Regions from separate parts of the Homo sapiens genome. Here region 2 is linked to region 1. Evidence: read pairs that join two places in POLR2A ChIA-PET (ENCODE). Cell type or tissue: IMR-90. All regions are shown on one strand. Links, peaks and the distances in the headings refer to the core of each region. The heading gives the core; the rest is flanking DNA. Region 1 has its middle 21 kb from the start of LIMA1. Region 2 has its middle 7.6 kb from the start of AQP6.

The links. ChIA-PET counts read pairs that join two places held together with the same protein. Peaks named below come from ENCODE experiments on the same cell type or tissue, not always from the same donor. Only the 100,000 strongest peaks of a DNase experiment are listed, where the experiment ranks them.
Region 2: POLR2A ChIA-PET joins it to region 1 with 23 read pairs; 2 of 35 experiments call an interaction of 5 or more read pairs at or near these places.

What each region holds. Positions count from the first base shown.
Region 1 is chr12:50,301,425-50,306,799 of GRCh38, reverse strand. No RefSeq gene overlaps it. Among named protein-coding and RNA genes, the nearest start is that of LIMA1, 21 kb to the right of the region's middle. In IMR-90, for the core only: no CTCF peak of the experiment used is centred there; DNase peaks (open chromatin) are centred at 2,329 and 3,909; H3K27ac peaks cover 984 bases.
Region 2 is chr12:49,977,842-49,983,216 of GRCh38, reverse strand. No RefSeq gene overlaps it. Among named protein-coding and RNA genes, the nearest start is that of AQP6, 7.6 kb to the right of the region's middle. In IMR-90, for the core only: no CTCF peak of the experiment used is centred there; no DNase peak of the experiment used is centred there.

The DNA.
Region 1 (5,375 bases), core at 174-5,173:
TATTTAGAGATGGGGTTTCACTCTTGTTGCCCAGGCTGGAGTGCAATGGCGTGATCTCGGCTCACCTCAACCTCCACCTTCCCAATTCAAGCAATTCTCCTGCCTCAGCCTCCCGAGTAGCTAGGATTACAGGCATGTGCCACCACGCCCGGCTAGTTTTGTATTTTTCGTAGAGATGGGATTTCTCCATGTTGGTCAGGCTAGTCTCGAACTCCCAACCTCAGGTGATCCACCTGTCTTGGCCTCCCAAAGTGCTAGGATTACAGGCGTAAGCCACTGTGCCATTCTGGTGAGCTTATTCATAAGATGGGTAAAAAGTTTGTGAATTATTTATTATAAAATTGTACGTGATGGTGTATCAGTTATCTATTACTGCATAGCAAATTACCTCCAAAATTTAGTAGCTTAAAACAACATACATACATCTCATAATTTCTGTGGGTCAGGATTTAGCAGCAGTTTAGCTGGCAGGTTCTGGCTCAGGGTCTTTCATGACATTGGAGTCAAGATGTTGGCTGGGGTTGCAGTCGTCCAAAAGCTTGGTAGAGGGTAGGGGAAGAGGTTGGAGGATCTGCCTTCAAATTAGCTCACTCACATAGTTCTTAGCTAGAGGCCACAGGGACCTCTTCATAAAGTTTCTTGAGTATCCTTATGACATGATGACTGGTTTCATCCACAATAAATGGTCCAAGAGAGGAAGGATGAAGCCACAATGCCTTTATATGACCTAGTCTTAGAAGTGACACACTGTCAGGCCAGGCGCAGTGGCTTACACCTGTAATCCCAGCACTTTGGAAGGTCGAGGCAGGAGAATCCCTTGAGCCCAGGCACTCAAGACCAGCCTGGGCAACATAGTGAGACCGTATCCCTGAAAAAAAAAAATTAGCTGGGCATGGTGGCATTTGCCTGTGGTTCCAGCTACTCAGGAAGCTGAGGTGGGAGAATCACTTGAGCCTGGAAGGTTGAGGCTGCAATGAGCCATGAAAAGAAAAAAAAAAGTGACATACTGTCATTTTTACTCAGAAGAAAGTCCAGGCCGGGCACGGTGGCTCACGCCTGTAATCCCAACACTTTGGGAGGCTGAGGCGGGTGGATCACCTGAGGTCAGGAGTTTGAGACCAGCCTGATCAACATGGTGAAACCCTGCCTCTACTAAAAATACAAAAATAATTAGCTGGGCATGGTGGCGGGTGCCTGTAATCCCAGTTACTCTGTAGGCTGAGGCGGAAGAATTGCTCGAACCCGGGAGGCAGAGGTTGCAGTGGGCCGAGATGGCGCCATAGCACTCCAGCCTGGGCAACAAGAGCGAAGCTCCATCTCAAAAAAGAAAAAGAAAAAAAAGAAAATCCATAAACCCCACCCATGTTCAAGGGGAGGGGCGTTTCACATTTTATAGGGAGAAGCATCAAAAAATTTGTGGGTTTTTTTTTTTTTTTTTGAGATGGGGTTTCACTCTTGTTGCCCAGGCTGGAATACAGTGGTGTGATCTTGACTCACTACTGTAACCTCTGCCTCTCGGGTTCAAGTGATTCTCCTGCCTAAACCTCCTGAGTAGCGGGGATTACAGGTGTGAGCCACCATGCCTGGCTAATTTTTGTATTTTTTAGTAGATATGGGTTTTCACCATATTGCCCAGGCTGGTCTAGAACTCCTGACCTCGTGATCCACCCACGTCAGACTCCCAAAGTGCTAGGATTACAGACGTGAGCCACCGCACCCGGCCTGGAATTTGTGGTTTTAAAACCATCACAGATGGTATACTAAAAGTAAAAATTTGGATTTTTTATTAAAACAGAAAATTGATCCTTGAGTATATAGTTTGCTGTCAATGCTCAGATAACACTAGTTTCTTTTCTTTTCTTTTTTTTTTTTTTTTGAGACGGAGTCTTGCTTTTGTCACCCAGGCTGGAGTACAATGGCATGATCTCGGCTCACTGCAACCTCCACCTCCCAGGTTCAAGCGATTCTCCTGCCTCAGCCTCTTGAGTAGCTGGGATTACAGGCACCTGCCAGCATGCCCAGCTAATTTTTTGTATTTTTAGTAGAGATGGGGTTTCTCCATGTTGGCCAGACTGGTCTCGAACTCCTGACCTCAGGTGATCCGCCCACCTTGGCCTCCCAAAGTGCTGGGATTACAGGCATGAGCCACCGCGCCCAGCAACACTAGTTTGTTAAATTACTAAAATACTTTTATACAAGAGCCTGTTAACTTTCTGAGTCTTGTTTCCACAGTAGTCACTCAACAAATGTAGAAAGGGAAGGAAGGGAATATTTAAAAGTTGTAGCAAGAAATACACAAAAACTACATTTGGTCAGCATGACTCATTAATGGGAATGATCCAAAATTATCTGACTCATTGGAAGGTAAAGACCTTTGGAGGATAGTGCAATTTTCAGATTTGGACTTTGTCCTGCTTGGGCTTAAAAGGGCTTTGCCTTTATCCAAAGCCTCAAGCAGAAGACAGAACAAGAGGATAAGGATAAAGTCTTTCTTGCAAGTATGTGGTGATTATCTCCAACTAGGATGAAAGTTACTTATAGAAGACAACATCGGGGCCAGGTGCGGTGGCTTGCGCCTGTAATCCCAGCACTTTGGGAGCCGAGGAGGGTGGATCACAAGGTCAGGAGATCGAGACCATCCTGGCTAACGCGGTGAAACCCCGTCTCTACTAAAAAATACAAAAAAATTAGCCGGGTGTGGTAGTGGGTGCTTGTAGTCCCAGCTACTCAGGAGGCTGAGGCAGGAGAATGGAGTGAACCCAGGAGGCGGAGCTTGCAGTGAGCTGAGATCGCGCCACTGCACTCCAACCTGGGTGACAGAGCAAGTCCCCGTCTCAAAAAAAAAGGAAACGATATCTTTTCTTCTTTTATCTACTTTAGCTACTCAGTGAATGAACTGTCTGGCCTGGCGTGGTGGCTCATGCCTGTAATCCCAACACTTTGGGAGGCCAAAGTGGGTGGATCACTTGAAGTCAAGAGTTCAAGACCAGCCTGGCCAACACGGCGAAACCATCTCTACTAAAAACACAAAAATTAGCTTGGTGTGGTGGTAAGTGCCTATAATCCCAGCTACTCAGGAAGCTGAGGCAGGAGAATTGCTTGAATCTGGGAGACAGAGGTTGCAGTGAGCCGAGATCACACCACTCTGTCTCAAAAAAAAAAAAAAAAGAGAACTGCCTAACAGAAATAAATATTTTTAAAATATGGTCAGCTTTTATTTCAAGTAGTAATTTATAATTACAAGAGTGCTGAAACCAAAGCCTTGGCTCCCAATTCTGCTATGTAAATGAACTAATTAAAGTTCATAGTTTTAATTATTTTTCTTTTTTTTGAGACAGGGTCTTACTGTCATCAGGCCAGAGTGCAATGGCGGCACGACCTCAGCTAACTGCAGGCTCCATATTCTAGTCTCAAATGATCCTTCTGCCTCAGCTTCCTAAGTAGATGGGACTACAGGCATGTGCCACCACCCCTGCCTACTTTTTGCATTTTTTTGTAGAGTTGGGGTTTTGCCATGTGCCCAGGCTGATCTCGAACTCCTTGATTCAAGCAGTCCATCTGCCTCAGGCTCCCAACGTGCTGGGATTACAGGTGTAAGACACTGCGCCTGGCCATGGTTCTAATTCTATTCACCTGCTATACAAAAACCCAGGTTTAGCAGCTCCTGACATTGTCTATTAATTACGAAAACAAAAACAAATTAAGCAACCCTAAAGCACAATACTATACTTCCCTAATAAATCTAATGAAAAAAATCTCCCAATGAAAGGAGATAAACTGAACACATCTGGGATTCCTTTCAGGGTAAAGAATCTGTGGATGACTCTTTTAGAACCAGCTCCCAGAGCTCAATTGTCATGAACTTCCATCACATTTAAATGAGTGGAATAAACAGTTTGCTTTCCAGATGAGGTCAGTTGCCACAAGGATGTGGCCGGGATGAGACTGCTGACCTTTTCTCACTCCTTGGGAAGGCATTGTACATTTTCATTCCAAAGCATCCTTTTTTTTTTTTTTTTTTTTTTTTGAGACGGAATTTCACTCTTGCTGCCCAGGCTGGAATGCAATGGCTCAATCTTGGCTCACTACAGCCTCTACCTACCAGGTTCAAGCGATTCTCCTGCCTCAGCCTTCTGAGTAGCTGGGATTACAGGCACCTGCCAACATGCCTGGCTAATTTCTGTATTTTTAGTACAGATGGGGTTTCACCATGTTGGCCAGGCTGGTTTCAAACTCCTGACCTCAGGTGATCTGCCCACCTCGGCCTCCCAAAGTGCTGGGATTACAGGCGTGAGCCACCGTGCCTGGCCGCCAACATTCTTTAACATGGTTCAGTGTTCCACGTAGTCCTCTTACCCAATGGACCTAGCTCGGTGGTGTTCTTTTAATGTTAGGATCTGGAAAATGTTAACGATGTTTTTGACAACTACAATACCTAAAACTTTTAGCTATTTTCACTCTACTTTTCCCAGTTTCTTTACCAAGATAGAATATTTTGAAGTATGGTGGCGCATCACTGGAGTCCCAGCCACACGAGAGTCTGAAGGGGGAGGACTGCTTGAGCCCAGCAGGTTGAGGCTGCAGTGGAGCATGATTGTGCCATAGCACTCCAGCCTGGGTGATAGAGCAAGGTCTCATCTAAAATATATATATATTACCGGCATGAGCCACCATGCCCGGCCTTGTATGTTAATCTTAAACCCAGCCTCCTTGTTTTTTTTTTTTTTTTTTTTTTAAGATGGAGTCTTGCTCTTGTCGCCCAGGCTGGAGTGCAGTGGCACAATTTCGGCTCACTGCAACCTCCACCTCCCAGATTCAAGCAATTCTCCTGCCTCAGCCTCCTGAGTGGCTGGGATTGCAGGTGCCTGCCACCACGCCCAGCTAATTTTTGTATTTTTAGTAGAGACAGGTTTCACCATGTTGGCCAGACTGGTCTCGAACTCCTGACCTCAGGTGATCCACCTGCCTCGGCCTCCCAAAGTGCTGGGGTTACAGGCGTGAGCCACTGTGCCCGGCCTTGTATGTTGATCGTAAACCCAGCTTCCTTGTTAAGTGCAATTACTATTTCTAATAATTTACGGTTATATAATTTGGAGCTTTCCACAAAGACAAGCATATTCTCTGTCAATGTTTCTTCCTTTTTAGTTCTTATATCTTTTATTTCTTTGTATTGACTTACTGCCCTGTCTAGAATTTCCTGTAAAATGCTGATAGAAGCAGTAATTATAGTGGACATCCCTATATTTTCCTAGTTTTAGATAAAATTTTCTAAAGTTTAATGTTATGAATGATGTTCAATTTAAGTTTTTTGTAGATTCCCCTTAACAAATTAGGAAATTTTCCTTTTTAGTTTGCTAAGCTTTTATCATGAATGG
Region 2 (5,375 bases), core at 301-5,300, 320 kb after region 1:
TTATAATCAATGGCATCTTACTAATATAATGCAATGTTCCTCAGTAGCTCATAAAATAGTAGTGCATCTTGTAATCAATGTTATTTGGGTTGGAAGTGTTAGCTATTCATGTGAGATAGGCTGTTGGATGGACCAGCTGTGCAGGCCAAGAAAACAGCGACTTTGCTGTGGTCAAAGAGAGATTAAAACAGGAGGTTCCCCCTGGTCTGAAAGATAGCTACAGTATAGGAAAAGCAGAGAAACCAAGGCTCAGTCCAAGACACATAGCATGAAGAAGCAGACAAGCAATGTGTGGGGCAGGATCAAGATTGGACCCAGTCATGACCCCAGAGCTGTTAGGGGAAAGCCACTGTGAATCAGTGATGAGCTGACCAAAATAACAGTACATCCTGGTGGACACCAGGCTGCTTTAACACATGAGAGATGGGAGGTTTTAGACATTCTGTTTGGGCTGGGTTTTGGGAGTGTGTGTTGCAATCCTTTGACCACCTCACTCATCAAGAATATCAGAGGAAGTTCTTTCTTCTTTTGAAAATGAAAGGCCATGATTTGGGGACCTACAAAAAAAGGAAGCCTGTCTCATAGGACAGACAGTAAAGATAAGGAACATATTGCCCTGAAATTAGAAGTAGACTAAAAATATCATTTTGTTTAAGGAGATATTCCTGTTAGAGGCAGATGTTCAAATAACTATGAAGTCACGTGTTCAGTGCTGGGATAGAGGTGGTGCAGAGTGCTGGGGGAGCTCACAGAGCCTTAAGGTCCTGACATGAGAGCTGGAACTCGGGCTGTGCCAGGCAGTTAGGGAGGGACAGAGCGTATTTCCAGAGAAAGCCCCTCCAGCCTGCTGCTCCAGAACCAGACGCCCCTGACTGCTGTCCTGGCCTCTTCCCTCACCACAGGCTGGACCCTTGTTCCCGGATCAAACCCAGGGTCAGGATGCTTATTTTCGTGGCCCAATAATGAGACACAGGTGGACTGGGAAAGAAGGGAGTTTTCATTTCTGTAACCGGTTACAGGGAGAAGGCCTGGAAATTATCACCACACCAACTCAAAACTACAAAGTTTTCCAGAGCTTAGATACCTTCCAAGCTAGATGTCTGTGTGTAAGTGTGCATTCATCTAAAGACATAACTTCTTTTAATCTATAACTAAGATCTGAGGCCTGAAGACCTTCCTCTGGAACCTCAGTAAATTTACTTAATTTAAATGGGTCCAGGTGATGGGGTGATTACCCTTGTCTCCTGCTAAATCATGGAGGTTTGGGGAGTTCCTTCAGACCCCCAATAAACTTGTTTAATCCTAAACAGGCCCTGTTAATAATTCTTTTGTTATTTTGTCATGCTTTAAGCTCTAGGAAAGGCCTAGGCAAAACTCTTTTTTTTTTTTTTTGAGACAGGGTTTCGCTCTTTTTGCCCAGGCTGGAGTGCAGTGGTGCTCACCACAACCTCCACCTCCCAGGTTCAAACGATTCTCCTGCCTCAGCCTCCCGAGGAGCTGGGACTACAGGCGCCCGCCACCATGCCTGGCTAATTTTTTGTATTTTTAGTAGAGACGGGGTTTCACCGTGTTAGCTGGGATGGTCTCGATCTCCTGACCTCGTGATCCACCTGCCTCGGCCTCCCAAAGTGTTGGGATTACAGGCGTGAGCCACCGTTCCTAGCAACCTAGGCAAAACTCCTGGTGGCCGTTTGTTATATTCCAGCCTTTGTATAAGGGCACTGGCTGTCTTAGCTTTTAATATTTAACTTAACCACTCAGTGAGTACTGAAACAGTTGTTATGGAGGCCTGCATTAGTGAGACCTGGCCTGCCACACGCTGGCCTGGCTGGAGCTTGTTTCATCTGTCCATGGGGGTGGAGCGGGAGTTATTTGTCCCTGCCTTTGTCTCTGGCCTCCTCCACCTGCAGCTCTGGCAATAGCTGCCCCTTTATGGGTTTCAATCAGAGCTCTGAAACATTGTTTTTCATTTCCCCCTTTTCTGCTAATTAACTGCAGCCTATTAATTAGTGCTATTGGACTCCCCACTCCCATAAACCCCATTCACTAACCATGCCTTGCCTCCCCAGCTTTTGCTAAATATGTGACTGCGCTGTAGTGTAGCTGCCGCTCCCTGAGAAGTGATTACGGATCTTGGCTATGCTGACCCCCTGCCACAGCTGCCCAGAGAGGTCACAGCTTGGCCAGATGCTTCATCTTGATTAGCCCTTAACTTCTTCCCTCCCTTCTTCCCTCCCCATCTTCCTCTCTGACATTGAGAGGGCCTGGCACTAAGCTGTCAGTTAAAATCCCTCTTAGTATCAAGCATCGATCTCTCTTCTCGCGGCACTCCCTGGGGTTGCTCCGGGGCACAGAAAACAGCACTGTGGGGCCAGAGGAACTTAGCTGATCCCCTCCCCTGACCTGGTGGAGTCTCCCATCAAAACCCAGATCTGCTTGTTTCAGATCCCTTGACCTCATTATCGATCACAGTGATTTTGGTCTGTGTTACCCCTTTAACTCTCAGCTCTGATGTCAGCTCCCTTTTTGTTTACTTAGCTTTCATGTGAAATTCCTAATCTTCAAAGCTCTGCTTCTTTTCACCTCTTTTCCACCCCACCCAGACTTCTTACCTCCATTCCTGGAGTCTCCCAACTCTCCCAGTGTGATCACTTCAGTGCTCCACTTCTCCGTTATGAGAAGGCCCTTATTTCTCGCTCTCTTTTTTTCTTTTGAGACTGAGTCTTGCTCTGTCGCCCAGGCTGGAGTGCAGTGGCGTGATCTCGGCTCACTGCAACCTCTGCCTCCAAGGTTCAGACAGTTCTCCTGCCTCGGCCTCCCATGTAGCTGGGATTACAGGCATGTGCCACCACGCCTGGTTAATTTTTGTATTTTTAGTAGAGATGGGGTTTCACCTTGTTGGCCAGGCTGGTCTCAAACTCCTGACCTCAAGTGATCCACCCGCTTTGGCCTCCCAAAGTGCTGGGATTACAGGTGTGTGGTTAGAGCCCGGCCTCTTTCTTGTGTTTAATTCTTATGTTTTAATTCTTGACTCCTCTTCTGTGATTCCCCCTTTCCCCCAAATACACTCATAAACTCTCTCCCCCCGTCCCCCCTCAGCTCAAGCTAAGCCTGGGGTATGGGAAGGATGTGATCCCTTCTTTAGTAATAGCCCAGGCCTCATTAGAAACTGCAGGGGAAGTAGCTGAACTTATGGTAGACAGAATGCAATACCGCGATCATGATGGTGGTAAAAATAGCTACCACTGATTGAGATCTGACTGCCTGTCAGGCATGGTGTGAAACACACACACATCTCATGTAGTTCTTCCAGCTCCCTTTTGACTGTACTCCATCCTCCAGATGAGGAAAGTGAGGCTCAGGATCCTTAAGTAACTTGCCCAAGTTCACACAGCTGCTAAGTGCCTGAGCCTGTATTTAAACTCTGTCAACTCCCGATCTATGTTTATGTAGTTTTTTTTTTTTTTTTTAACTTTGGTCCGCACAATCCTTTAGGTGAAAGTGATTTTCTTTGGAATGTAAAAGCGCCCAGATCATGGTGTGACTCTACTCTTCCTTCAGTCCTAGGAGACCAAATGTGGCTCAGAGCCCTACCCCTTCCTGGCCTTTTCCCCCTTGCACAGTATGACCCCAGATGAGGCCTGTCCTCTTTATACCTGGAGGTAGTAGATCGAAGATGAAAAGTGGGGGTGGGAAGCGGAGAGGGGCTTCCTGCCAGCCAATCGGGACGCGACCGCCCAGGCTCCCAGCACAGCATCATCTGCTCCTGCTAAGACAATCATCAACATAAAAGGCTAATTGTATTAATCACCAAGGCACCCGGCCCGAGTCCCCCTCCCTTTGGGGAGAATTATGAATTGCAATTGCAGATGGCTCCACTGATTGAAGGCAGTGCTCAGCAGGGAGAAGGGTCAGATCAGATTATACACCATTAATTAAAAACTTCCCTGACAAACAGGAGGAAGGGAATGCACACCAAGGGCTGGCCTGGTTGGGTCTCTGTCCTCCCCATGTCCCCTGCCCCCACCCAGGCCCAGGGGCTATGCCAATGAAGCCTGCTTCCCCCAGCTGGAGCTACTGAGATTCAGCTCTCCAAAGGCCAGCCCTTCCCTCATCCAAACAGATGGCCTGCTGTCCTATTAAAGGGCTCCAGAGGAGGGGAAGCGAACCTTTGGTTACTTATTTCCACGTCTAACCTTGGATGCTCTTCAGAGGCTAACCTAATTCCCCACTTCTCAGGAAACTTATTTCCTCCTGCTCTGTCCTGACAGAACTGCTTTGAAGAACTGTTAGTGAAAATAGCCCCTCAGCTTTCTCTTCAGGCAACCCCTCATATTTTGGCCTGTATGTTCCTGGGACAGACATTGTGAAGCCTGCTCTGAAATTGTGGGTGGAACAGCAAATATCTGGCGATGCACCCTCTCCCCAGCCCCTGCCTGGAAGCATAGGCTTCTCAGCTGCTGTCATACTGGCTTATTTGGAGCTGTAACTCCTGAAATTTTCTCCTCTTGATCTATTACTGCCTCCCATCCTCCCCAACTGCCCAGCCTTATTCATTCATCAAACTTATATTGAGCACCCAGTGTGTGCTTGGCTCTGGGGACAAAAAGCAGTGATCATTTGTCAAGGAGCTTAAGAGCCTACCATAGGAGCTCCACGCCCCCATCCCCTTCAATCCTCTAGTTCCTGTTTCCTTCCTTCCTGGGGCTGCAGCTTGTATGAACCCCCCAGGAGCTCTATTTTGGAAAATTCTCAACTGGGAGCTGGGGAGACCTTAAGTGTTCGTGCTCCTGAACCAGGTGACCTTGAGCAAGTCAATCATGTCCTCTGTTTACACATACGCTCTCATACATGCATACATACAGACACCCAGCTCTCCCTGCTCATAAAAGGACACAGGCAGCCTTGGACTCTGAGAGATTGTGAAGATGGATGAGTGGGGCCCAGCTTGGAGAGATGTGAGTAGTATCTGCGCTGATATTACAGAACGCTGAGCACAGCTACTGGGGCTATGAGCACCAGGGATTCAGCTACTGCACTGGTCACAGGCTGGGCCTGCCACACTGCCCTTGGAAGACTTGGGCAGCCTTTCCCCCATCCCCAGTCCCTCAGGAGACATCACTAAAAAGGATCTATCTTTTGTTTGTATTTTAATTTAATTAATTTTTCATTTTAAATAATAGAGATGAAGTTTCACTATGCTGCCCAGGATGGTCTCAAACTCCTGGCCTCAAGCAATCCTCCTGCTTGGGCCACCCAACATGTTGGTGATTACAGGTTTGAGCCGTCATGCCTGGCTAAGTTTTTAATTTTTTGTAGAGGCAGGGTTTTGCCATGTTGTCCAGGCTGGTCTCGAACTCCTGGCCTCAAGCGAT